3 separate regions of the Homo sapiens genome follow, and all the other regions are linked to region 2. A link is an interaction called in ENCODE POLR2A ChIA-PET data of the cell type or tissue named here. Cell type or tissue: B cell. All regions are shown on one strand. Links, peaks and the distances in the headings refer to the core of each region. The heading gives the core; the rest is flanking DNA. Region 1 overlaps VHL (von Hippel-Lindau tumor suppressor). Region 2 overlaps IRAK2 (interleukin 1 receptor associated kinase 2). Region 3 overlaps MTMR14 (myotubularin related protein 14).

Region 1 (5,000 bases), core at 1-5,000, 54 kb before region 2:
GGAGTGCTGTTGCACAATCTTGGCTCACTGCAATCTCCGACTCCCTGGTTCAAGCGATTCTCCTGCCTCAGCCTCCCAAGTAACTGGGATTACAGGCACGCACTACCATTCCCAGCTAATTTTTTGTATTCTTAGTAGAGACAGGGTTTCACCATGTTGGCCAGGATGGTCTCCATCTCCTGCGCTCGTGATCTGCCTGCTTCGGCCTCCCAAAGTGCTGGGATTACAGGCGTGCTGGGATTTCGGCCACAACGTCCGACCGAAAGTTTTTAAGCAGGGACATGACATTGTCAGATTTATATACTGAAAAGCTCACCCAGGTTGCCAAGTGGTTTGGAGGGGAAAGACTGCTGTCGAGGAAGCAGTTAGGTAGTTGTGAAAACCCAGGTGAGGAATAACTAGGCCTTACCTAAGGTGCAGGCAGTAATCTTGCCATGGCCTTTAAGCAGAGAAGTAGTCCTAGTGTCACTTAATCTTTACAAAGGATTTTTGCAAGGATCCCGATCTTTCTTCCTTGAGGGTGGTGTACTTAATACACTTTTACACCAGACTTCTAATGTTAGATGAAGAACACAGTATTTCCAGGGATCAACATTTCTGTAGGCTCCTATTTTATATAGGAAATTGTATGAATTTTGTATTTTACTCCAAAATTTTTCTGTGCCCGATTTAATATAAAAATTTACTGAGCCTGGGTGCAGTGGCTCATGCCTGTGATCTCAGCACTTTGGGAGGCTGAGGCAGGAGGATTTCTTGAGCCCAGGAGCTGGAGACCAGCCTGTGCAACATAGTGAGACCCTGTCTGTATTTAAAAAAAAAAAAAATTCTTGAAAAATTAGCAGGGCACATTCCTGCCTTTAGTCCCAGCTACTTGGGAAGCTGAGGCAGGAAGATCACCCGAACCCAGGAGTTGGAGGCTACAGTGAACTATGATGGTGCCTCTGAATAGTTGCTGTACTCTAGTCTGGTAACACAGCAAGACCCTGTCTCTCTATCTTGTCTTTTTTTTTTTTTTTTTTGAGACAGGATGTCCTGCTGTTGCCTGGGCTGGAGTGTGGAGGCTGGAGTTTGGTGGCATGATCACGGCTCATTGCACCCTTAACCTGGGCTCAAGCAGTCCTCCCAGAGCTTCAGCTTCCCAAAGTAGCTGGGACTATAGGCATGCTCCACTATGTCTGGCTAATTTCTTTTTTTATTTTTATTTTTAGTAGAGATGAGGTCTTGCTATGTTGCCCAGGCTGAGACCTCATCTCTTTTTTATTTTTTTAAAATTTTTTATTATACTTTAAGTTCTAGGGTACATGTGCACAACGTGCAGGTTTGTTACATATGTATACATGTGCCATGTTGGTGTGCTGCACCCATAGAGACCTCGTCTTAAAAAAAGAAAATAACATTACTTTTGAAGGTACTTAATGCACTGAATTGTACATTTAAAAATGGTTAAAATGGTAAATGTTTGAGGCAGGTAGATCCACCTGAGGTCAGGAGTTCAAGACCAGCCTGACCAATATGGTGGAACCCTGTCTCTGCTAAAAATACAAAAGTTAGCTGCATGTGGTGGCATGCGCCTGTTTAGTCCCAGCTACTCGGGAGGCTGAGGCAGGAGAATTGCTTGAACCTGGGAGGCGGAGGTGGCAGTGAGCCAAGATCACACCACTACACTCCAGCCTGGGCAACAGAGCAAGACTCCATCTCTAAATAATAAATAAAATGGTAACTTTTATGTATATTTTACCAAAATTTAAAAAATTACAAGTTTACATTTCTTAAAATTTCCCATCAAATCTGTAAGTAAATTTATGCCCCGAGGAACAAGTGCTATATTTATTCTAAGACAACCTCCTCCTTCCTTAAACAGAATCTTAGGGCTGGAGGATTGCTTCCTGCCCTCTTTTGTTTGTGATGTATGCATTTTGAAAATTCTGGGCCAGGCGCAGTGGCTCACTCCTGTAATCCCAGCACTTTGGGAGGCCGAGGCGGGCGGATCATAAGATCAGGAGATTGAGACCATCCTGGCTAATACGGTGAAACCCTGTCTCTACTGAAAATAACAAAAAATTAGCCGGGCGTGGTGGCGGGCACCTGTGGTCCCAGCTATTTGGGAGGCTGTGGCAGGAGAATGGCATAAACCTGGGAGGCGGAGCTTGCAGTGAGCCGAGATCGTGCCACTGCACTCCAGCCTGGGCGACAGAGCAAGACTGCATCTCAAAAAAAAAAAAAAGAAAAAGAAAAGAAAATTCTGGTATAATTTACATACAGTAAAATGCACAGATCTTAGGGTTTGATGAGTTTTCTCTCGACATGTTTTTGCACTTCCTTGTTTTTGAGAAGCACTGATTTGAGAAGTCAGTGGCTTTTTCTCTTTAGTTTGCAGGGTTTGCTGTGATTTGTAATCACGTACTTGACCTAGGCTTCCCTTTTCCACCATGGTAGCAGAAAGGGCATGGGATTGAGAGCTTTAAGTACGCGCTCTTTGCTTACTGTCTTATACCTTGAGCATGTCACTTCTCTCAGACTTGTTTTCTCATCTGTAAATGGATCTGTTGTGAGGACTGACTGAGATAATGTTACTAGAAGGGCTTTGTATAATATTTAAGCAGAGTGAGAGGTAAGCTTTTTGTGTAGGTCAGGGGAAATGGAGAAAATAGGTGCCCTGACTCAGACCAGTCTGGCTCTTTTTTTTTTTTTTTTTGGAGACGGAGTCTTGCTCTGTCACCCAGGCTGGAGTGCAGTGGCGCGATCTCGGCTCACGGCAAGCTCCACCTCCTGGGTTCACACCATTCTCCTGCCTCAGCCTCCCGAGTAGCTGGGACTACAGGCGCTCGCCACCACACCTGGCTAATTTTTTTGTATTTTTAGTAGAGACGAGGTTTCACCACGTTAGCCAGGACGGTCTTGATCTCCTGACCTCATGATCCGCCTGCCTCGGCCTCCCAAAGTGCTGGGATTACAGGTGTGGGCCACCGTGCCCAGCCACCGGTGTGGCTCTTTAACAACCTTTGCTTGTCCCGATAGGTCACCTTTGGCTCTTCAGAGATGCAGGGACACACGATGGGCTTCTGGTTAACCAAACTGAATTATTTGTGCCATCTCTCAATGTTGACGGACAGCCTATTTTTGCCAATATCACACTGCCAGGTACTGACGTTTTACTTTTTAAAAAGATAAGGTTGTTGTGGTAAGTACAGGATAGACCACTTGAAAAATTAAGCCCAGTTCTCAATTTTTGCCTGATGTCAGGCACGTTATCCAATCTTTTTGTATCCTATTCTCTACCATAAATAAAATGGAAGTGATGTATTTGTACGTTATGTGTTAAAGGTGTTATGGTGTCTCAAAAGCACTTTGGGCTCTTAAGAGACAAGCGAAATTAAAGTATCATATCATAGGTTAGTTTTGTAGAATTGTAGAATTACGAATGCCTTTTGTTTCCCTGGCCAAATTGTGCCCTGGAGTTCCAGGAGAACAATGTGTAGAGCATGAGATATTTTGGCTTATTTGTTGCTGACTTCTAATTTTTTTTATTTTTTTGAGACAGAATCTCGCTGTGTTAGCTAGGCTGGAGTGCAGTGGCGCAATCTCGGCTCACTGCAACCTCCGCCTACTGGGTTCCAGTGATTCTCTTGTCTCAGCCTCCCGAGTAGCTGGGACTACAGGCGTGTGCCACCCACTCTGATAATTTTTTGTATTTTTAGTAGAGACGGGGTTTCACCGTGTTAGCCAGGATGGTCTCCATCTCCTGACCTCATGATCTGCCCGCCTACGCCTCCCAAAGTGCTGGGATTACAGGCATCAGCCACAGCACCTGGCCTATGTATTTTCAATTTAACACAATCAAGCTCACAGTGCCAATCAGAGGTGTTTTTTTTTTTTTTATTTTTATTTTTAGAGAGTCTCACAGTGTCATCCAGGCTGGAGTGCAGTGGTGCGATTTCAGCTCACTGCAACCTCTGCATCCTGGGTTCAAGTGATTCTCCTGCCTCAGCCTCCTGGGTAGCTGGGGTTATAGGTGCCTGTCACCACACCTGGCTAATTTTTGTATTTTTAGTAGAGATGAGGTTTCACCATGTTGGCCAGGCTGATCTTGAACTCCTGACCTCAGGTGATCTGCCCACCTCAGCCTCCCAAAGTGCTGGGATTACAGGCGTGAGCCACTGCGTCCAGCCTGTTTTTTTTTTTTTTTAAATCATTGAAGATTGGTATAATACTTCACTATTTGTTTGAAGCTCAAATGATTTTATCAGGGTAAACCCTAATAAACTGATGTTCCTGTGGGTAAAAAAAACCTCACTAAAGACCAGCAGTGTGTGGTGGCTCCTGCCTGTAATCATGCCTGTAATTCCAGCACTTAGGGAGGCTATGGCGGGAGGGTCGCTTGAGACCAGGAGTTCTTGACCAGCCTGGACAACAAAGTGAGACCCCAGCTCCACAAAAAAATTTTTTTTTAATTACCTGGGCATCTTAGCATATGCCTGTGGTCACAGCTATTTGGGAGGCTTAGGTGGGAGGATCCCTTGAGCCCAGGAGTTTGAGGCTGCAGTGAGCCATGATCATACCACTGCACTCCAGCCCAGGTGACAGAGTGAGATCCTGTCTCAAAAAAAGAAAAAAAAAACTCAAAAACCCCCCAAATACATGGGTTTCATAGGATTCAAACTACTATGTGTGTATAGATCCTGTTTTAAGGAAGTAGATATATAAAAATGAGCATTGCTAAGTTAAATTTGGTAAATTTGCCTTATAGAATACCCTCGAGTACGTTTCCAGTGAGTGTAAAATAGGAATTGGGATACCCAATTCAGTTGTACTAGATTTTCTTTTTTTTTTTTTTTTTGAGACGGAGTCTCGCTCTGTCGCCCAGGCTGGAGTGCAGTGGCGGGATCTCGGCTCACTGCAAGCTCCGCCTCCCGGGTTCACGCCATTCTCCTGCCTCAGCCTCCCAAGTAGCTGGGACTACAGGCGCCCGCCACTACGCCCGGCTAATTTTTTGTATTTTT
Region 2 (10,823 bases), core at 2,796-7,795:
CTTGGCAGATAGGAAGCTCAGTGCGAGAGTTAAAGCTTGTCACAGCCCTTTCTTGTAGGCATTTGGCCTCCTTTGCCTCATCCTGCCTTTGGTGTTCTATTTTTATTTCACTAGCTCTCTGGTGTGCCAGCCTGAATGAGTGGGCGTTGCGTCTTTCTAGCTAGCAGGGAGCAGGTTTGGAGGGATGAGGACAGAGGCCATTTTCTCCATCTTCATGTTTGGACAGTGGGACAGGCATGCATGGGCCTGCCTGTCCACCCAGCTCAGACCATGCCGGCAGCTCCAGGGTGGAGATGAGGGCGGTTCATGTTTATACGCACCATTTATTGCTTGCATTTTAAAGACATCTAAAAACTCAAAGCTTGAGAAGATGGGGGTTTCACAGGAAACCAGAACTTCTTGTTGGGGCTGACATGGGGCTCTGTTGGCTTACATCCGTGGCTGGTGTGACCTGGTGCCTCTTGTGTGGGAGGGTGGATGTTAGCCCCAAGTGTGCTGACAGGTCTGGTCACAGGTAGCCCTGCCGACACCGCCCCTCCCCATCTGTTCCTCACTCCTGCTCACTTCCAAATGCCCTGTGGTGCCAGGTGGGGCCACCGCATGTCACTGCAGAAGGAACAAGAAAAAGAAAGAGAAAAGCTGGACTCTCTTTAGGATGAAAACATAATGACATTTTTTATCTTCCCCACGGGTGGAGCCCACAGAGGTCGGCCACAAATGGGTTGGTGGCCTTGATGTTCCTGCCAAATGTGTTTTGACAGAGAGGCAAAGATTTGTGCTGAACAAAACATTACCCTGAATAGGACACTGGACTGGGAGCAGTGGCTCAGGCCTGTAATCCCAGCACTTTGGGAGGACAAGGTGGGAGGATCACTGGGGCCTAGGAGTTTGAGCCCAGGCTGGGCAACATAGTGAGATGCTGTCTCTACACAAAATTAAAAATTAGCTGGGCGTGGTGTTGCCTGTAATCCCAGCGGCATGGGAGGCTAAGAGAGGAGGATAGCTTGAGCTCAGGAGTTTGAGGCTGCAGTGAGCTGTGATCACACCACTGCATAGCCTGGGTGACAGAGCAACACCCTGTCTCAAAAAAAAAAAAAAGGAACAGGACACTGAAGTTAAGTAAGGCTGTAAGTATCACCCTCATCCCCGTTTTACTGTGATGAGAACAATGAGGCTCAGCCAGGCAGGCCTCCGACAAGGAGAAGGTGCCTCATTTGCTGGGATCATGGGCGGTTCTGGGTGTAGGTGAGACCTTTAGGGAGCATTTTATACTGTTGCGGGCCTGGCCTCTGCAGGAGGTCACTGTTGGGAAGTGACTTCAGCGAGCCCAGCCGGCCCTGAGCCAGGGGAGCCACTGCTGCCCTTTTGACACAGATGTCACAAGGATGACAAGCCTTTCCAGGAGCATAAGCCCCACTTGAGGCAGTTTGAGGAGGGAGGGTGGAGGGAGAGAGGCAGTCTCTCCCTGCCAGAGAGGGGAGGCTGGGAAAGATGAGGACTGGGAGTGGCGGGGGGTAGCCTTCCAAGGGAGCACAGGCAGAGCTTTCACTTCTGTGCACCCTGGGAGCGACAGCTCTGTTCCAGACCCGTGCTTGAATCAGCACTCACCCCGACATTGTTCATTGTCATTCTGTACAAGGGACTGGTTTTCTGTTGTTGTTGTTTTTTGAGACAGAGTCTTGCTCTATTGCCCAGGCTGGAGTGCAGTGGCACAATCTTAGCACACTGCAGCCTCCGCCTCCCAGGTTCAAGCGATTCTCCTGCTTCAGCCTCCTGAGTAGCTGGGACTACAGGTGTGCACCACCACGCCTGGCTAATTTTTGTATTTTTAGTAGAGACGGGGTTTCGCCATGTTGGCCAGGCTGGTCCAGAACTCCTGACCACAGGTGATCTGCCCTCCTTGGCCTCCCAAAGTGCTGGGATTATAGGTGTGAACCACTGTGCCCGGCCTAGGGACTGTTTATTCTCCTCCTGGGCCTGTGGAAGGCAGTGGGATGCCATGAGGCAGACAGTGATCCTGTGATTCCTGCAGGCAAGGCCCTTGTTGGAGAGAAACTGGCTTCTAGACTCCGAGTTTCAGCCACAAAGGCCTTGGCCTGATGGCAATCAGGATGGGGGGGTGTGGCCTATAGAACCACTGAAGTGCCCGTGGAGCCCAGGTTGGGAGAGAAGTGCATGTTCTCTGGGTGCCCTTACGTCAGTGGTTCTGGGAGGAGACCCCGCCTTCCTGCCTCAGTGCTGCCTGCCTCCCTGTTTCCCTTGGGCAGGTCTTGTTCCCCGCTGAGCCTCAGCTTCCTGACTTGAGATCTCCAGGGTTGTGGGGAGGGTGCTTGAATTGAACGTATCAATACACAACGTGGACATTCGTTGGTGAAAAACAGAAGTGAGGTGGATCTGAATCTCATGAAGGGCTGATTCATCGTCTGCTCACTGGAGCCAGAGGGGTCCCCAGGGCAAACGCTACTCACACTAGCTTGGAAGACTCAGTTCTCGTCATTACTTTAGCTAGCTTGCTAACTGATTTTTTTTAAAAGAAGTATACTTTACTGTGTAAATAATGCATAATGATTTTGTTGAAAAATTCTATGATATGAATAAATCACAAAGAAAAAAACCCCACAATATAAAACAGGCCAGGCGCGGTGGCTCATGTCTGTAATCCCAGCACTTTGGGAGGCCGAGGCAGGTTGATCACTTGAGGTCAGGAGTTCAAGACCAGCCTGGCCAACATGGTGAAACCCCATCTCTACTAAAAATACAGAAAAAAAAAATTAGCTGGATGTGGTGTTGCAAACCTGTAATCCCAGCTACTCAGGAGGCTGAGGCAGGAGAATCGCTTGAATCCAGGAGGCAGAGGTTGCAGTGAGCCGAGATTCCTCCACTGTACTCTAGCCTGGGCAACAGAGTAAGACTCTGTCTCAAAAAAAAAAAAAAGAAAAAGAAAAAGAAAACTAAAAGACTCTCATCCTACTCTTCTTATCCTCAATATGTGGACTATTTAAGAGATAACCAATATTTTAAGACTATAACCACCACAGAAATAAAGGTCCCATATTTTGAGCTAAGCAGTGTCTCCATTAGTCTTCATAAAAGTTGTCCAAAGGAGGGCCGGGCATGGTGGCTCACACCTGTAATCCCAGCACTTTGGGAGGCTGAAGAGGGCGGATCATGAGGTCAGGAGATCGAGACCATCCTGGCTAACACGCTGAAACCCTGTCTCTACTAAAAATACAAAAAATTAGCCGGGTGTGGTGGTGGGCGCCTATAGTCCCAGCTACTCGGGAGGCTGAGGCAGAAGAATGGCGTGAACCTGGGAGGCGGAGCTTGTAGTGAGCCGAGATTGTGCCACTGCACTCTAGCCTGGGCGACAGAGTGAGACTCCGTCTCAAAAAAAAAAAAAAATTATTTAAAATATCAGTGACAGTAAAGAAAACACAAGGAAGAAGCCACTCAGGCCGGGCGCAGTGGCTCACGCCTGTAATCCCAGCACTTTGGGAGGCTGAGGAGGGCGGATCATGACGTCAGGAGATCGAGACCATCCTGGCTAACACAGTGAAACCCTGTCTCTACTAAAAATAGAAAAAATTAGCCGGGCGTGCTGGTGGGCGCCTGTAGTCCCAGCTACACGGGAGGCTGAGGCAGGAGAATGGCGTGAGCCCGAGAATCGGAGCTTGCAGTGAGCCAAGATCACACCACTGCACTCCAGCCTGGGCGACAGAGCGAGACTCCGTCTCAAAAAACAAAACAAAACAAAACAAAACGAAAATTTATTTAAAATGTCAGTGACAGTAAAGAAAACACAAGGACGAAGCCACTCATCACCCCCCGACATTCAGCCTTGTTGTTATTTTTGTGCATTCCCGATGTCTCCCCAACTCCTCCCACCCTGGGGAAGTCAGTGATCACCCCTTTGTTCCTGTTTGTCTGGGGATTGGGGCGTCTGCCCCTGGGGGAATTGGGGCTGGTGGTGGCAGTGATGGCAGTGGTGTTTCAATAGTTCTGCCCTAGCTGGGTGGGAGACAGTGAAACCAGTCCCAGGTTTGACTGTTGTTGGCTGTTTTACTTGACACAAGTCATTTCACTTATCTGAGCCTCAATATACTCAAAAATAAAATGCAGATAAACCTATGAACTACCAGAGATTGTTGTGAAAATTAAATAAATATGCACGGTGCCATACCAGTGTGGTGCTATGCAAATTTAGGTCCTATTATTTTAGTTCAAAAGCTTGGGTTTGAAAAGTGAGGTCCCAGGGTAACAATTGGTTTTGTTTAGAGAGGCACAGTTGACCAGTTCAAAGAAATGTTGCTGGAGATGTTTTGTCCCAGCCCTACCTGGGACATCTGTTGTGACATCCCCTGTGTCATGCTTTATGTCATGCTCTGTGTGACATCAAGCGAGTCAGCAGCCCTTCCTGGGACTTCAGTGCCCCAGTTTTTGTCATTCTCAAACATGAGTCTATCCCAAACCACCAGAGAATGAGGGACTTGAATGCAGGGCTATAGCATCAGGTTTTATCTGGGAGGCAATGGGGAGACAGAAAGATTCAGGCTAAGGAGTGTGGACATTATCTAGGCAATGGGGAGCCCCATAAAGGCTTCAAGCAGGGAAGTGACGAGGCCAGATGTATACTTTGGTAAGAAGTAGCCTGGCAAGGGTGTGGAGGCTGCCTGAGCTGGCGGCAGGGCCCAGCCAGAAGGGATAAGATCAGGGCCCAGTGGAGGAGGGGAGAGGAAGCTGTTTCACAGAGCAGCTCTGAGAAGCTGGCTGGAAGCTGAGGTTGACACACCCTCGAAGCACCTTTGGGGTTTCCCAAGTTGATGTAAAAAGGAAATGATTACCCTCGAGAAGGCAGGGGAGTTCTTCGGCCAGTCCTGCGTGCCTTTGGCATGTGATCTTAGCAAGTCATTTAACCTGCTCAGGCCTCAGTTTCCTCATCTCTGAACAGGGATGAGAAGCAGAGATGTTGTGAGGATTCATGTCTGTGCAGCTGGGCCTGGGCCTGGTACAGCCCGTCCTCAGTGGCCATGGCTGCTGTTTTAGGATTCTCATCCATCAAGTGGGAAGGATGCGTTTGTCTCCACTGCGTGAAAGGGAGGTTGTAGGACAGCCAGAACTTTGATCCCTAGGGGCTGGAGTGGGAGCTTAGAGGGATGGTGTCTTTGACCCGCTCACGTGTTCAGGGAAATGTGCAGTCTACAGCGCCCATTCCCATCTCTACTCTCCTTTCCCACATGACACCCCAGCGGGAGGCAAACGGACGCCATTATCACCTCCGTTTTATAGGTGAGGGAAGGGAGACCGAGAGGAGGAAGGTGACTTGTTGGAGGTCACACAGCTGGTTGGGTGGAAGCAGGTGTATGTGACTTAGCACGTCAGAGCTCCACCTTCACCAGGACTGCCATGTTCAGCCACTGCTCTTTTTTTTTTTTTTTTTTTTTGAGACAGAGTCTTGCTCTGTCGCTCAGGCTGGAGTGTAGTGGTGCGATCTTGGCTCACTGCAAGCTCCGCCTCCCCGGTTCAAGTGATTCTCCTGCCTCAGCCTCCCAAGTAGCTGAGACTACAGCCGTGTGCCACCATGCCCAACTAATTTTTGTATTTTTAGTAGAGATGGGGTTTCACCATGTTGGCCAGGCTGGTCTCGAACTCCTGACCTCAGGCAGTCCACCCACCTCGGCCTCCCAAAGTGCTGGGATTACAGGTGTGAGCCACCGCGCCTGGTCTACCGCATTTTACAGATGGGGAGGCCGGGGCCAGAAAGGGAAAGACCCTCCCGCCCTGCAACACCATGCATTTGTGGCAGAGCCAGAATTAGAACCCAGGTCTCTGACTTCCAGAACCAGTCTCTCAATGGCTACCCCACTTCATGGAATAGTAATAACTTTCTTTCCACCTTGTTTTCAGGGAAACCGGCTCCTGAAATCAGGTGTCCCATTCCAGCCTTCCCTGACTCTGTGAAGCCAGAAAAGCCTTTGGCAGCTTCTGTAAGAAAGGCTGAGGATGAACAGGAAGAGGGGCAGCCTGTGAGGATGGCCACCTTTCCAGGCCCAGGTATTTTAAATTTAACTTTTTTACTTAAAGCACTTTTATTTAAGGAAATGAAGATATATCTATAAGGACATTCAGCTTAGCATATAAGAGCAAAAAATTGAGGCTGAGCATGGTGGCCCATGCCTATAATCCCAGCTCCGTGAGGCTGAGGCGGGAGGATGGCTTGAGCCCAGGAGTTTGAGACCAGCCTAGGCAACCTGGTGAGACCTTTTCTCTACAAAAAATTTTAAAAAAATCATCCAGGCATGGTGGCATGCACCTGGTAGTCCCAGCTATTCAGGAGGCTGAGGTAGGGGGATTGCTCGAGCCCAGGAGTGCAAGGCTGTGGTGAGCTATGATCACACCACTGCACTCCAGCCTGGGTGACAGAGCGAGACTCTTCCTAAAGAAAGCAAAAAATCTGGCAACAACAATGGGGGATAATAAAATTAATGTCAGACAGTCACAACAAAGTACTATCAACAGTGATGTAGACGTGCATATGTACATGGAAACATACTGACAATATCGGGAGGTAGAAAAGTAGAAAAAATCAGGTAACAAAATGTATATAACATCTGTTACCATTTTTGTGAGCAGAAAAGAAATAGCTCGGTAATTGGAGGCTTTCTAGTGCCAGACACTATTCCAAGTACTGTACTTCAAAGATATTGACTCATTTAATCTTCAACTAACTATGAATTAGGTATTGTGATTATGCCCATTTCATGGATGAGAAAACTAAAGCACAGCGAGGTTAACCAACCTGGCTGAGGTCATGTACTGCCGGGTCCCTGTTTTCACCAGTGGTCTCCCGTGTCCCCAGCACAGGTTGGCCCTGCGTGCAGGCTCTGGACCGGATGTCTGACCATTTCTCTGTCCATTCTCCATAGGCCCCGGCCCTCGCAGCCATGCAGTGGGGAATTGAGGGGTGCTTCCTGCCCACCACTTTCCTCCCCTCCATCAGTCACAGTCTGCTGAAGCCCAGAGAGGGAGAGCAGCTTGCTTAAGGTCACACAAATAGGAAGTAATGTCTGAGCTGTGTGATTTGAACACTCACATCCCTAAGCATCATACTCACTGCTATCCCAAATCCTTTTGGACCACTTCAGATTTGTCTCCGTCGCCTGTGCCCAGGCAAGGGCTCAGGGACAGTTTCCAAATGACAGAATGGCTCAGCCAGCAGATGACCTCCCTAGGGGAGCTGCTGCTCAGCCCAATCTCCATTCTCACCGCCTCACCCCTGGAGCCCTGCCTCACCTCCTGTCTCCTGCGGCCTCCTGAGTGGTGAGCCAGAGACCCCAAATCCATGTAATCTCAGTTCACTGTTGCCGTTTCTGAAGCCAGGGGCGGCATCAGCTGAAAGGAACATGTTTTGTGGGCTTTTGTATTAGACAGACTCATATTTGAATCCTAGTGCTGCTGTTTTGTAGAATGACTTAGCGTTTGTACCTCAGTTTACTCATTTGTAAAATGAGGAGAATAATAGACCCTATTTCATCACGTTGTGGTAAGAAATCCTGCACCTGAGTGTTGCACCATGGAGGTGCTCATTAAATGTTATCTGATATTATGAACATTCCAGACACTCCAGATAGGTTGAATCTAGAAAGTTAATTCTAGGCCAAGGAGTCTGGATTATTTCCTGTAGCTAAATATATGTATTTTTAAGTGTAGACTTTTGATCAGCAATGAAAGATAAGGGGAAATGGTCCTGACCAAAGGGAAAATTATAACAAAATAGGGAAATTGTAGGGGCGTGCTGGTCAGGATGGAAGAGGTAATAGGCATAGCAGTTCCTTCTGGTATTCTTTATCTAGGTTACTGTAAAGATAAACATCACAGCCAGCCGGGCGTGGTAGCTCATGCCTGTAATCCTAGCACTTTGGGAGGCTGAGGCGGGTGGATCACGAGGTCAGGAGATCAATACCATCCTGGCTAACACGGTGAAACCCTGTCTCTATTAAAAATACAAAAAATTGGCCGGGCGTGGTGGCGGGTACATGTAGTCCCAGCTACGCGAGAGGCTGAGGCAGGAGAATCACTCAAACCCAGGAGGCGGAGGTTGCAGTGAGCTGAGATCGTGCCACTGCATTCCAGCCTGGGTGACAGAGTGAGACTCTGTCTCAACATAAAAATAAAAGTAAAATAAACATCACATGTCTCTGTCAGCCTTTGCTGTTTACTTTCTTTCCTTTTTTTTTTTTTTTTTTTTTGAGATAGGCCTTGCTCTGTTGCCCAGGCTAGGTGACGGTGGCACGGTCATAGCTCACTGCAGCCTCAACTTCCCTGGCTGAAGCAATCCTCCCACTTCAGCCTCTCAAGTAGCTGGGACTACAGGTGTACATCACTACGGCCGGCTAATTTTTTATTTTTGTAAAGATGGGATCTCATTATGTTGCCCAGGCTGGTCTCGAACTCCTGGGATCAAGCGATTCTCCCACCTTGGCCTCCCAAAGTGTTGGGATTACAGGCATGAGCCACTGCACAGAGCCCTATTTACTTACTTTCTTTTTTTGGCAGTGGGATGGAATCTCTGTCACCCAGGCTAGAGTGCAGTGGCACAATCTCGGCTCATTGCAACCTTTGCCTCCCGGGTTCAAGCGATCCTGCTGCCTCAGCCTCCTGAGTAGCTGGGACTATAGGCACGCACCACCACGTCTGACTGATTTTTGTATTTTTTGTAAAGATGGGGTTTCGCTGTGTTGCACAGGCTGGTCTTGAACTCCTGGGCTCAAGCAATCCACCTGCCTTGGCCTCCCAAAGTGCTGGGATTACAGGCGTGAGCCACTGCACCCAGCCCCTATTTGCTTTCTTGATGGCACTTGGAGCAAATGTGCCCAGGCAGGTCAAGATGATAACTACAATTTGCAGGCAGAGACAGGAAGTTGATTGTCTATCTTTGCCTAAATTGAAAATAAGAAATCATTCATTTCATCAAACCACCCAAAGCTTGTCTTCTTTCGGGAAAACCCCAAGGTTCCACTGAGCCCCAGAGTTCAAACTCATCAATTATCTTAAAGGATTTTGGTAGGAGTGAAGTATACTGAGCCCACATCTTGATCCCTGTGATACCCTGGCTCCCCCTTGCAGTAGGTGGGAAGGAAGTGGGAAGAGACATGGAGGAGGAAAATATGTTTGTTTGTTTTGTTTTTTGAGACAGAGTCTCGCTCTATCACTAGGCTGGAGTGCAGTGGCGCGATCTCGGCTCACTGCAGCCTCTGCCTCCTGGGTTCAAGTGATCCTCCTGCCTCAGCCTCCCGAGTAGCTGGCACTACAGGTGCGCGCCACCACGCCCAGCTAATTTTTTGTATTTTTAGTAGAGACGGGGTTTCACCATGTTGACCAGGATGGTCTTGATCTCTTGACCACCTGCCTCGGCCTCTCAAAGTGCTGGGATTACAGGCATGAGCCACCGCGCCTGGCTGAGGAGGAAAATATGTGAGCAGAGGAGCCATGGATAGGCTATGAGCACCTCGGCAAAGCAGTCTCGAAGCTAGAATTCAGATGAAAGGGTTTTGAGCAGCTGAAATAACTGTTACAAAGCCTTAGCTGTAGGAGAGGCCACTGGGCTATCAGTCAGAATCTGTTTACTTACTCTACACATAGTTTCACCAGCCTTGGTAAAATACCAAGTACTGCATGTGTCACAGCCTGACCTTTGTGCTCTATAAACATCAGCTCTTTTTACCTGGACAAGAAACAGACCATTATTGCTCTTTTTACATTTGAGAAAGCTCAGATAAGTGAGGCACAGCTCATCTGAGGTCAGATCTTGAGTAGTGCTGGAGCCAGCGCTTGAGCCAAATTCTGTTTGATACTAATAAAGGAGATGGGGCAGCTGGGGGTAGACCCGCTGCCAGCATCAGGGCAGGACATAGAAGACCCCATGTCAGATACAGTGCCGCTGCTTCTGCAATTCTTGTACCTGCAATGACACAGCTCGGCAGGACCAGAGGTGGTGCATTTTGCTTGAGAAAGCAGGCATATTAGCCTCAGTAGAATAGCAACAAAAAGGCCAAGGCAGTCGGATCACCTCAGGTCAGGAGTTCGAGACCAGCCTGGTCAACATGGTGAAACCTCATCTCTACTAAAAATATAAAAATTAGCTAGGCATGGTCTCAGGCGCCTGTAATCCCAGCTACTTGGGAGGCTGAGGCAGGAGAATTGCTTGAACCTGGGAGGCGGAGGTTGCAGTGAGCCGAGATCACGCCACTGCACTCCAGCTTGGGTGACAGAGAAAGACTCTGTTTCAAAAACAAAAACAAACAAAACAGAGCAAAAAAGAAAAGCAAGAAAAAGAAAGCTTCTGGAAGCATTTCCATAGGAAATGGTTTGTTTTTTAGCTAAGTCCTGGCACTTGATCTGACCTCTGATTAGCTGTGCCTCACTCTTGGAAACAAGATTATGTAGAAGCCCCAAGCCCCATCTATCACTATCACCCAACAAGTATCCCATCTTGTTCATCTACTCTCCTGCCCCATCTCCCTCCCCTCCCTTAGCCATTATTTTAAAACATTTTTATATGAAAAAATTACAAACATACAAAAGCCAAGAGCATAATGACCCTCCATGTCCCCATCAGCTGGCTTCAGTAATGATCCACCCATGGCCAACTTCTGATTAGTTTGTATGGAATCCAGGGAGATTTTCATATCCTTGATAGCTGGAGAATTCCTTCTCATTCTCCTCTCTCTGCCCTTGGACATACAGTGGGGGCCTTTAAAGATTATGGTTGTGAGTTTCTCCTACCACAGATAACTACCCTAGGCACGAGGAGCCAATCCGATTAG
Region 3 (10,823 bases), core at 2,466-7,465, 510 kb before region 2:
TGCTTCCTGGAGGCCCCTGGGCGAGGCACTGGCTGGAAGGGAGAAGATAATTTGCTCATGGAGGTGGGGGTGTGGCTGGGGTCAGGAGCCTCCTGCCTGTGCCCACCTCAAGCTTAAGACCTGACCCTCACAGCTCCTCAGCAAGGGAGGCTCTAGGCCAGACAGTGGCTGCCCACACCCGCAGTTCTGAACCAGTATTTTGGGATGCCTCCCCTAAAAAATGTGATTCCTTTCCTTTCCATTATGTTCCTGCTTTGTCCATTATTCTCCCTGCGCCCAAGTCATCTCTCCCGCAGCTATCCTTCCCTGTTAGCATCTCTCCCTGGGAATCTTAGAAGAGGGGAGAGGGTGCCATTTCACTTTATCCTTTTTAACCACTTGAGAACACACATGTTGAATTTAATGATGGTTTGAAAAATCACTGGCCTGGCTGGGCACGGTGGTTGACGCCTGTAATCCCAGCACTTGGGGAGGCTGAGGCGGGCGGGTCATGAGGTCAGGATATTGAGACCATCCTGGCTAACACGGTGAAACCCTGTCTCTAATAAAAATGCGAACAATGAGCTGGGCATGGTGGCGGGCACCTGTAGTCCCAGCTACTCGGGAGGCTGAGGCAGGAGAGTGGCTTGAACCCAGGAGGCTGAGCTTGCAGTGAGCCGAGATCACGCCATTGCACTCCAGCCTGGGTGACAGAGCGAGACTCTGTCTCAAATAAAAAAAAAAAAAATAGCTGGCTTAACCCTGGCAGTCCCAGGAAGGAAATCCCTTCCTGCCTTGCCCCGGCCCACATGCATCTGCCAGGCCCTTCCAAGGCCTCTGTACCACCCACACCATTTATGGACCAGAACACCCACACAGTCCCACAGCAGGGCCGCTCTCCAGCAGGGGCCTTGACCTGAGTGGCTGGCCGCCCTCCCCTGGGAGTTCTGCTGCCTTGGTTCTTCTCATTGTGCGCTGCTCTTTGGTCTCCTTTAGATTTTCTTCTTCTGCTTCAATTTTTTGAAGCATATTACCTCCGAGGAGTTCTCTGCTCTGAAGACCCAGAGGTAAGTGGAGGCCTGCACGTGTCATGCTGGGCCAGGGCGCTCTGAGAAGGGCTGCTCCCTGGGAGGCAAGAGGCTGACCACCTCATTCCCGCCCTGCCTCCCTGCTTGTTGGGCTGGTGCTCCCTCCTGCCTTCGCTCTGAGGCCAGGGTAGGGGTCCCTGCTGAAGGCCACTGGTGAAGAGGCTCTTCTGCAGGGAAGGCCATGTGGGGGTCAACTTGGAGTCACACTAGCAGACAGGCTTTGGGACAGACGAGTGGTCTCTCATGACCAAGAAAACAGGTGTGTTGCTGCAGGGAGAAGCCAGCCCAGGAGTAGGAGGACTCTTAACTCCCAGTGTGCCCAAGCTGACTCTTGTCCTCCATGGCCTACAGCAGGAAGTGTGGCTGAACACTGCAGCCCCCTACAAAAGGGCAGAAGTCTGCTTCCGGCCTGGGAAATGCAAGAGTCTTGGCTGGCAACTGCCTTAGGACCCCTGTAAGAGTTGGGGTCTTGCCTGAGTTGGTTTGCCTTCCTAATCCGAGCTACAAGCATGTTGGGCCACACTTGAACGCTCAGGGCACAAGCTGATGAGGAGGATGCAGACCTTGCTGCCCTCAGAAATCTTCACCTGTGTGTTGGACAGAGCCTTGCAGCGTGGGTCCCAGAAGTGGCCCTGGTGTCTTATAACACTCCCTAGGCTAGGACCCGTCTCCACAAGTTGCCAGTGAATTGAGCTGCTTTCCAGGACAGGCAGGATTGGGAACGGGGGACACAATAAGACCCCAGATAGATCTGGAATTTACTGCTCCGGCTTCCATTTCTAGGAGGAAGAGTTTGCCAGCCCGGGATGGAGGCTTCACCCTGGAAGACATCTGCATGCTGAGTGAGTCCTGGGCCCCAACAGACTTCCCTTCCTCCATACATCTTCCCGTGTACAGATCAGGCAGGAACTGTTTGTGCTAAGAGGTTTTTTGTTTTTTTTTTTTTCTTCCCAGTTATGTGGTATAGAAAAGGTGGGGGACCAGTAGTGGGAGAAGGTAACACGCTGACTGATGGCACTGGCTTCTTTTAGGACGAAAGGACCGTGGCAGCACCACCAGCCTTGGCAGCGACTTCTCCCTGGTCATGGAGAGTTCCCCAGGAGCCACTGGGAGCTTCACCTATGAGGCCGTGGAGCTGGTCCCAGCAGGAGCGCCAACTCAGGCAGCTTGGTAAGGGGCCAGACTTGGACCAAGGTCACTCACAGCTGTGGCCCGGGGCCATCAGCACCAGGGAGCCAGGCTGGAGCCCCAAGAACAAAGCAGGCCCCCAAGAGAAGAGCTGAGAGGATAGCTCCGTGCTCCTGCTGTCTCTACTGGGCCTCAGAAGTCAGCCATCTGGTTGGTGAAGGGCACTGCCTGTGGTGGCCCAGGAACATAAAGGGCTAGGGCTCCCTGTGGGACAGAGAAGCAGCTGGGCAGGGTAGGGCAGGGGTCTGGGGAGGCTGGTATTGGAGGAGCTCCATTTTATCATTTGTCGGGGAGATAGGGGGCCATTTTGGAAAAAGAAAACCAAAAGGTAGGTGTAAGTTGATGGGGAATTGGGAACTTGAGGGTCAGCTCCTTTGAGAATCTCATGAAATTGAGACCCTGATGACTTTCACCCTGGACAGATGGCTCAAGATGTTGCATAACAAAGTCCTGAGTGGTGGCTTATATTTATAATCCCAGCACTTTGGGAGGCCAAGGCAGGAGGATCACTTGAGCCCAGGAGTTTGAGATCAGTCTGGGCAGCATAATGAGACCCCGTCTTTTAGAGGGGGAAAAAAGATTTTGCATAACATATGGAGGTGGGCAGTGACTGAAGAGTGAGGAATCATTTTCTAGCACATACTTCAAGACCAGTAGGCTGGTGTGATTTGGATGCCACAGGCCCTCCATAAAGACCCAGCCCTGCTGCCCATGGCCCTGAGCTGGAGAGAGTGCTAATGTTTGCCAACTCATGTGATGTTTTCCCAGTGGAAGTAAAGCCTAGGCCTGAAATTCAGTGAGGGTGGGCAGAGGGCTTTGCCTGCAGTGGCCCCCGGCTCACAGCCCTGCTCCTTCCACTGCAGGAGGAAGAGCCACTCATCCTCTCCACAGAGTGTCCTCTGGAACCGGCCACAACCCTCAGAGGACCGCTTGCCTTCCCAGCAGGGGCTGGCGGAAGCCAGGTCTTCCAGCTCCTCTTCCTCAAACCATTCTGATAACTTTTTCAGGATGGGTAGCAGTCCCCTGGAGGTCCCCAAACCCAGGTGAGGAGCTCCAAAGCCCTTGCTGTTGGAAGTGCCTAGCTTTCCCCCTTAATAAGACTGGAGGGTCGGGGGCCAGCACCTGAGCTAGGGTCTCAAGATGGGGTTCCTAAGCTTGCAGGCCCAGTATTTGGAGGATGGGTTAGTGTTTGGTAATAAAGCAAGGGCTGATTTGTAGAGTGGTTTGAGACTCCTTCCTCGAACCCTAGCATAATGCAGGGGAACCCAGAAGTGCCGTGGCTGTTATGTGATAGGTGGGGAATAGGGACTGCCTCCACTTGTTACCTTTGGCAGATCCCAGCCTCCTAGGCGCACCTCCCATTGTGATTGAAGAGATAGATCTAGATTCTGAGTCCCTTCTGGCTCCCACATCTAAAGTCTGAATTGGTGGGGCAGTGAGAACAGTGTTAGGGAGCTGAGCTACATGTGTGTGGCTGGGACAAACGATGGTGACTGCACACCTGGAAAGGGAGCAGCTCAGCCAGGATGGCCATGCCAGGGCCGTGGCTGAAGGGCGCTGCAGGAATGGTGCCTCCTGGGTGAGTTTAAAGCTGAGCACAGGCCAGAGGCTAGGATTGAGGGCTGGTCTGGCACTTGGGGAAAGCATTTCCTACCACTTTCATACTCCCATCGAAAGAATCCTGTGAATTGCTTTGTGTTCTAAAGTTTTGAGAATGTCTAGCCTTTCTGGAGTGAATAAAGCAGCGTGGGACTTCAGGCCCTTAGTGAATTCCAGGGAAAAAGGGGCATTTAGAAGAATGGGCATGAGCTTTGGCATCCATCCCAGGTTCAAGTCAAGCTCTGCCACATGTCCATGTGATTTTCAGACTCAGTTTAGTCCTTGGTAGTAATAGGTCTGTTAAGAAGAAAAACATTCTGAAACTTCTGGAACCTTCCTCCCATCACCCCTCTATGGTTTTTCCCTCTGGGCAAAAACAGGCAATGAAGGAAGTTGGGGAAGAACATCCTCTGCACATAGGCAGAGCAGATAAGCGGGAGGCAAGTGGGCGTTCCAGACTGCACTGCCCACAGGGGCCCCATGTGCTCACCCCTGCGTGAACTCTTCAGCTCAGAACACTGCCTGAGTGCTGGAGCTGAGCCTGTGAAACCACCGCCACACGCCGTCTGGCCCCATGGGAGGTGTGGTGGAAGTGGTGGGGCAGAGATGGGGCCAGACAGACAAGCCCATGTGCCGGTGCCCCGTCCCATCCTGTGTGTGCATGCCTGCTGCCGCACCACCCTTGTCTGTGCCCAGCTGTCCTCAGGGCCACTCTGAGGCTGCAGTGGCACTGTTTGACCCTCACTGTTCTAGGCTGTGGCTCTAGGTCATGGTTCCTGCCCCCTTTTCTGCCTGTCCAGCATTGCTGAACAACTAGGGAGGAAACCAGAGGTTCCTCTTGTCCTCTGGGTCCTGCCTCAGTCTTAACTGCCCAGAATGCAGTGAGCTCCCAAGCTGAGGCAGCACCCCATCACCCGTTACCACACCCTGGCTCTCCATCTCCTGCCTGCCAAAAGATCCCACTTTCCAATCCTGTGATAGTGTCCCTCAGTCTCACAGGTGACTTTCTGCTTGCAGGGCGTGTCTCAGGCTCTTGTAGCCAGTCCAGGATGGCCACCAAGGCCCCCTCTTGGGAGGCTGAGGAGAATTGGGGTTGTCCTCCTGACCTCAGAGCCCTGCACATGGGGGCTTGGCCAAGCTTGGGATAGCTGGACCAAGATGGGTGCAAGGCTTTGAAAGGTGTGGGGTGGGCAGCTGTGAGGTGTTTGATCTTTCCGCTGGTCTGTTTGGGGGATGCCTGTCTGGAGCCAGACTTCTTCTGACTTGGATGCCTGTTGGTCAGAGGTTTTGAAAGTCTAGATTACTCAGATTTGGAGCATTCTAATTATGTATTTCCATTACCATTAAAATTAATTTAGTCTCTTATCTTAAAGTGCCTAAGGGATCCTGTCATTACCCTCCCTGCTTCTTAGGTAACAATAGCCTGTGAGGTCTTTAATGTGGTAGGAGAAGCTGTTTGGAAAGAAACCTTTTAGTGAAGCTGTCTGTGACAGCCAAAATTCTCCTAATGTGAATTCTTTGGGTTTTTATACACTCCAAATTCTACAGGCATCTCTCTTTTAAAGCAGGATTCCCCCATGGAATGAATCTGTGAAGCTTTGTTCAAAGTTAAGTAGTAGGTATGAATCAGGTTGGGAAGAAAGTTCTGTGGGGTGCCAATTCTTACTAACCCCGAGCCCACAGCCCTTACTGGCAAGCCCAGTGGTTTTTAATCATTGTTAGCTGTTGTTGCTGCAGCAGCTTCTGATTAAGTTGCATTTCTGGACCATTGTTAAATCTCTCATCAGCGACAGGGTTGAGGGCTGGGACAGGCCAGGACCAATGCTCTGAGCTCACATGCCTCCCCCAGCTCTGGTTAGCAGGTCGCTCCACCTTGCATGGCCTCGGCCTCGGCCTCTGCTCTGGAGTCATGCATCCTTTAGGAGTAGGGAGGTTGCTAGCACAGGATTGTCCATGCCCAAGGAGGGTTGGTGCCACCACTGAGCCCAGCTTGAAGCCAGGCTACCTGAAGAGCAGGTGAAGTTTGCGGAGGGATGCCCAGCAGCCTGGTTGAATAGCTGAGTAGCAACACAGGGACCAACCTCTGCTGCCCAGTTAGCTACTCTTCCCCCAGCCACCACCACCTGCTAACTGCTCTTTGAGCAACGAGCTCTGTCTTAGGCTGTCTGCTTGTGGGTGGGAGCAGGGTAAGTTTAGATTAGGTGACAGCCAGGTCCCCTCAGAGCCCAGGATTCTATATCTTAGCTCAAGTATTAACTCTGTGTGACTTCATGACATGTCACTTGATGACTTTGGGTTTCCATTTTCTTATCTGTGTAATCAGAGGCTTAGGTAACGCCAAGGTCCTTCCTAGCTGTATACCTTCAAACCTTCTGTATCAGCCTTGTCAGATGTTTTCAAATGCAAGTAACAGAAAACACATTTCAAACTGACCGAAACAATAAAGGAAACACATTTACAGTCAGCCCTCCATATCTGTCGTTTCCACATCCATGATCAGCCAACCAGATTGAAAACATTCAAGATAACATAAACAATAGAAAGTAATACAGATGTGAACATGCAGTGTAACAACCATGTACAGAGCACTGACACTGTATCAGATAATCGAGATGATTTAAAGCATATGGGAGGATGTGCATAGGTTATATGCAAATACAAGTGACTCTTGAACAATGCAGGGATTAGGGCTGTCCCCTACACATGCAGTTGAAATCTGGGTATAACTCTGACTCCCCAAAAGCTACAGATAGCCTGCTGTTGACTAGAAGCCTTACCAATAACATAAAGTCAGTTAACACATGTTTTGTATATCTGTTATATACTGTATTTTTAGGTAAGCTAGAGAAAAATAAAATGTTAAGAAAATCATAAGGAAGGGAACCTATATTTCCTGTGTGTTCAGTAGAAGTGGATCATAATAAAGGTCTTCATGCTGAGGAAAAAATAGAGGGAGGGGCTGTCTTGCTGTGTAGGGCAGCAGAGGCAGGAGATAATCTGCATATGAGTGGACCTGTGCAGTTCATGCGTGTGTTCAAGGATCAGCTGTGCTACTACATTTTATGTAAGGGACTTGAGCATCCAAGGACTTGGTATTGGTGGGGTGGTAAGTGGGTGGCAATCCTGGAACCAATTCCCTGCAACAAAAAGGAATAATAAGGAACAACTGTATATGGAAAAGCCTAGTGGAAAATCAGTCTTCAGGTGCAGCCTGATCAAGGTTCCAGCTCTATTTCCCCGTAGTTTGTTCCCATTGCCTCCTGCATGTTAGCTTTGTTCTCTGGCCAGCTTCCCTGATGGTGGCAAAATGGCTGACAGCACCTCCCAGGATGACACGCTGCTTCCTTTCTCACATCCAGGGTCAGATGAGAGCCTCTTTTTTCAGTTATAGGTAGAAGCTGTGTGCTTTACTCCCGTTGGAGGTTACGTGGTGGTCCATGAACCAATTTCTGAGTCACCCACCCCTTATCAGGAAGAAAGATGAGTATATTATCAGCAAGGGCTTTGGTCAGACCTGGGTTTCCGTCGTAGCTTTGCAGTCCTAGCTGTCTGACTTGGAAAAATCACTTCCTTTCTGAGCTCAGTTATTTTATCCTGTTTTTAAAGGGGGAAAAATGATTCAGGCCCCCCTCCCGTAAGTTTGGGTTAAAATGAAATAATGGGTTGGGCATGGTGGCTCATGTCTGTAATCCAGCACTTTGGGAGGCCAAGGTCAGAGAATCGTTTGAACCCAGGAATTCAAGACTAGGCTGAGCACCATAGTGAGACCTTGCCAATACAAAAGATAGATTAGATAGATAGATTGGATGGATGGATGGATGGATGGATGGATTGGGATGGACTGGGATGGACTGGGATGGATGGAGTAAATACTCATAGTAGATACCTTTTCACGAATGCTCAGTAAACTGTAGCTGTGGTTAAGGACTTGGCCTTAGTCATTTGTCCGAGAGCCTGTAGGCTCTGTCATGGCACTAGGCAGCTGCGTAAAAGGCCAGGCCTCCATCCCGACCTGTGTATTCTTGCCTGGGTTGAGCCAGCTCGGTTTGTGTGAGTATTCTTGTACCCCCTTCCAGAAAGGACTAGCTAAAAGACACCTGCTCTGAGTTGGCCATCAGCAGGGCATCGGGGGAGTTGGGAGCCGGTAGGAACTGCAGCTCTGGGTGCTGTGAAGAGGGCCCTGAGCCGCATCCAACTAAGGAAGTGAAATGTTGCTGAGCTCCCACCCTCCTAGGCAGAGGTCTGAGCCGCTGGGATGTGGACAGGTGACCTCTGAAGCGTTGTTCAGCTCCGCCACCATCCAGTTTGAGGGTTGCTTGGTCCCATGTTCTCTCCAGTCCTGTAGTGGGAGAGCAGAGGGGGTGGAGCTTGGATCCCTCTGTTTGCTGCTCAGGGCAAAAGACTTTGGGCTCTTGTTGAAGCTGGTTAAGTTACCTGTGTTCTTAGACTGACTGGAAGGCTTTTCCTCCCTTCTCAGTATGTGGGCACAGGTCCTTACTCCCGGTGACATGATGCACTGTAGGTGTCCCCTGCAGCCAGCTAATCCATGGTGGTATTTGTGAACACCTTCCTGCTTAGCATGGCCCTTTGCTCTCAACCCCAGGAGCTGAATGGTCACTTTGTAGCCCTTCCTTTGACAAAGGCCTCACGTAGGAAGACTCCTTTGTAGCCAGTGTGCTCACTCTTGAAAAATCCCAGAGTCTGCAGAAGATGGCTGCTTGCTGAGAGATGCTTCTGTCCCCTGGGATCACACACCCTGCTGCTGTCTGTGCTGCCTAATCCATCCGACAGCTGCTGCAAGTGCGGTTCTTGGCCGGTGTTACCTACTGAGACATGGGGGAAGTAAAGGGAAGTGACAAGCCCAGGGGACCTGGAATCCTTGAGGGGAGCCAGTCAGTAACTCCATCCCATTGGTCATGTTTCCCTTGCCAGTGTTACTCTTTGGCTCTTGGGGAGTGGTTTTGGGGCCTGAGAAACTTCCCCATGCTCCCAGCCCCAGCTGTGCCTCAACCTAGTCAGCATCCCTTCCATTCCCTCAACATTCTGGTTTTTAGCTGTTGTTTTCCCACAAGCTGCTAGAACTGGAAAAGATTCTACCCTGCAGCTTGAACAATAGACGAGATTTGTGGAGCTAGGATGCATCTCAGGGTTGTGCCGGCTGAAGGCCTGGTGTGACCTGGAGGGGGCACAGGGCAGGCTGCTCCTGGGGAGCTGTCTCTTTGATTTACAGACTGCCTGAGCCCAAGTTTCTCCATCTAGAAACAAGGAAGCCCTGCTCTGTCGGGCCCTAGGGGCTTCCGTCAGGTGACAGACCATATCCCGTTCTCATCCCTAATGCTGCCATCACGCACCTTCTAGAGTTTAGCAGGAATGATGAATGTGACAAGTCTGTATGTTGTAGGGGGTTCCGATTTATGGCAGCCTTAACATAGAAAACCATCTGTTTTCCCTGGTCCCAAGGTGGTTCTGTTTCAGGACAAATGTGTAATCATTCTTGGTTTTAAAAATCTCTTCTCAGCCGGGCGCACTGGCTCACGCCTGTAATCCCAGCACTTTGGGAGGCTGAGGCAGGCGGATCACCAGAGATCAGGAGTTCAAGACCAGCCTGGCCAACATGGTGAAACCCTATCTCTACTAAAAATAGACACAAAAAAATTAGCCGGGCATGGTGGCGGGCGTCTGTAATCCCAGCTACTTGGGATTACAGTTGGGAGGCTGAGGAGAATTGCTTGAACCCAGGAGGCAGAGGTTGCAGTGAGCTGAGATCACGCCACTGCACTCCAGCCTGGGCGACAAGAGCAGGGAAAAACAAAAACAGAAACCTCTTCTCACACTGTCTAGCTGTGATACCTCAAGCAGGTGTCTTCACCTGTCTTACAGATGGGGATGGTTAAGGATTGCCAGAGTTGCAGTGCCTGGCTGGCTGCACTCCAGTGGCAGCTGCTTGGGGATAAGACTAGCACGGTGACCAGTCGGGCTGTCACCTCAGACTAGGAGCCCTTGACATCAGCCAGCTGGGGGAGCCAAGGGCAGTGAACATTTTTCTCCACCCCCAATCCCTGCTCTTCATTCCTGTTTCTGGATCCCTACTGGAGTACCTCCTGCTGTTTTTGGATGAAAGAATAAAGGGTCAAGCATCAAAGATGATGTCCTGGGGACTGGGACCTGGGGTAGCAGGTGGAAGGGCCTTGTTTGATGTCTCCCTATTGCCTCCCCGACCCACACTGGCTGGACTACTGCCCAGGACAGAAGAGGGGGGTTGGCTGTGAGTGGGGAGGAGGTGGAAGCGGTAGATTCCCAGCACAACCTTCTTCCTCCCACCCCCAAAACCTCCATCTGAAGAAGGCCTGAGGAAGCTGTCAGGCTGCCTGCCTGATTCATCCCTTCCCTCTGGGCATAGCCACTGAGTCTGCTGGGCTGATGCTTCTGAATACAAACTATGGCACCTGGAAGGCACTGCAGAGAAAGGGGGGACCTCAGGGCTCCCATTCCATCACTCTTGAGTCTAGGTCATACCCTCCACAATCCCCAAGAGGCCCGTACTGTCTCTTCTGATGGGACTCCTGGGTTCTGTGTTGCCCACCCTGCAAATCTGCATGCCAGCAAGTATGGGTGACCCGGCTGGCTGCTGGGTCACCTTCATTTGGGTGCTAGCCTTGCTGCCTTCCTTTGGTGCTGTTGAGATTGTCCTTGCCGTGTTCACTCCCAGCGCAGGCATGCCCTGGCCCCAGGCTGTGGCTCCGATTCACTCTTACTGCCATGCTTTGTTCTCATTTTTTGCTTCCACAGTAAGTCTGCACAAAATACTGTCCTCACAGCTGAGCTTACCTGGTGATCTATTCTTTTTTCTCGGTCACTACTTGTCCAGCTTTTTTTTTTAGACTTTTGGAGACAGTGATTGACAACAGAACCTAGCAGCCAGGGCTGCGCTAGTCCCCTAGCCCCCTCCAGAGCCTGTGTCAGGCATAT

The links. Peaks named below come from ENCODE experiments on the same cell type or tissue, not always from the same donor. Only the 100,000 strongest peaks of a DNase experiment are listed, where the experiment ranks them.
Region 1: POLR2A ChIA-PET joins it to region 2 with 5 read pairs; 22 of 35 experiments call an interaction of 5 or more read pairs at or near these places.
Region 3: POLR2A ChIA-PET joins it to region 2 with 8 read pairs; 2 of 35 experiments call an interaction of 5 or more read pairs at or near these places.

What each region holds. Positions count from the first base shown.
Region 1 is chr3:10,143,496-10,148,495 of GRCh38, forward strand. It overlaps VHL (von Hippel-Lindau tumor suppressor), which reads left to right. Exons shown (of 3, transcript NM_000551.4): 2 at 3,019-3,141. Among named protein-coding and RNA genes, the nearest start is that of VHL, 4.2 kb to the left of the region's middle. In B cell, for the core only: no CTCF peak of the experiment used is centred there; a DNase peak (open chromatin) is centred at 2,376; H3K4me3 peaks cover 825 bases; H3K27ac peaks cover 3,648 bases.
Region 2 is chr3:10,194,465-10,205,287 of GRCh38, forward strand. IRAK2 (interleukin 1 receptor associated kinase 2) reads left to right here. Exons shown (of 13, transcript NM_001570.4): 3 at 5,905-6,051. Among named protein-coding and RNA genes, the nearest start is that of IRAK2, 35 kb to the left of the region's middle. RefSeq lists an enhancer at 2,261-2,555. In B cell, for the core only: no CTCF peak of the experiment used is centred there; DNase peaks (open chromatin) are centred at 3,957, 4,787 and 5,307; H3K4me3 peaks cover 798 bases; H3K27ac peaks cover 4,587 bases.
Region 3 is chr3:9,686,846-9,697,668 of GRCh38, forward strand. MTMR14 (myotubularin related protein 14) reads left to right here. Exons shown (of 19, transcript NM_001077525.3): 14 at 976-1,046; 15 at 1,851-1,909; 16 at 2,099-2,237; 17 at 3,119-3,298. It overlaps LOC124909344 (a long non-coding RNA gene), which reads right to left. Exons shown (of 2, transcript XR_007095816.1): 2 at 6,659-8,680. Among named protein-coding and RNA genes, the nearest start is that of CPNE9, 12 kb to the right of the region's middle. In B cell, for the core only: no CTCF peak of the experiment used is centred there; a DNase peak (open chromatin) is centred at 4,416.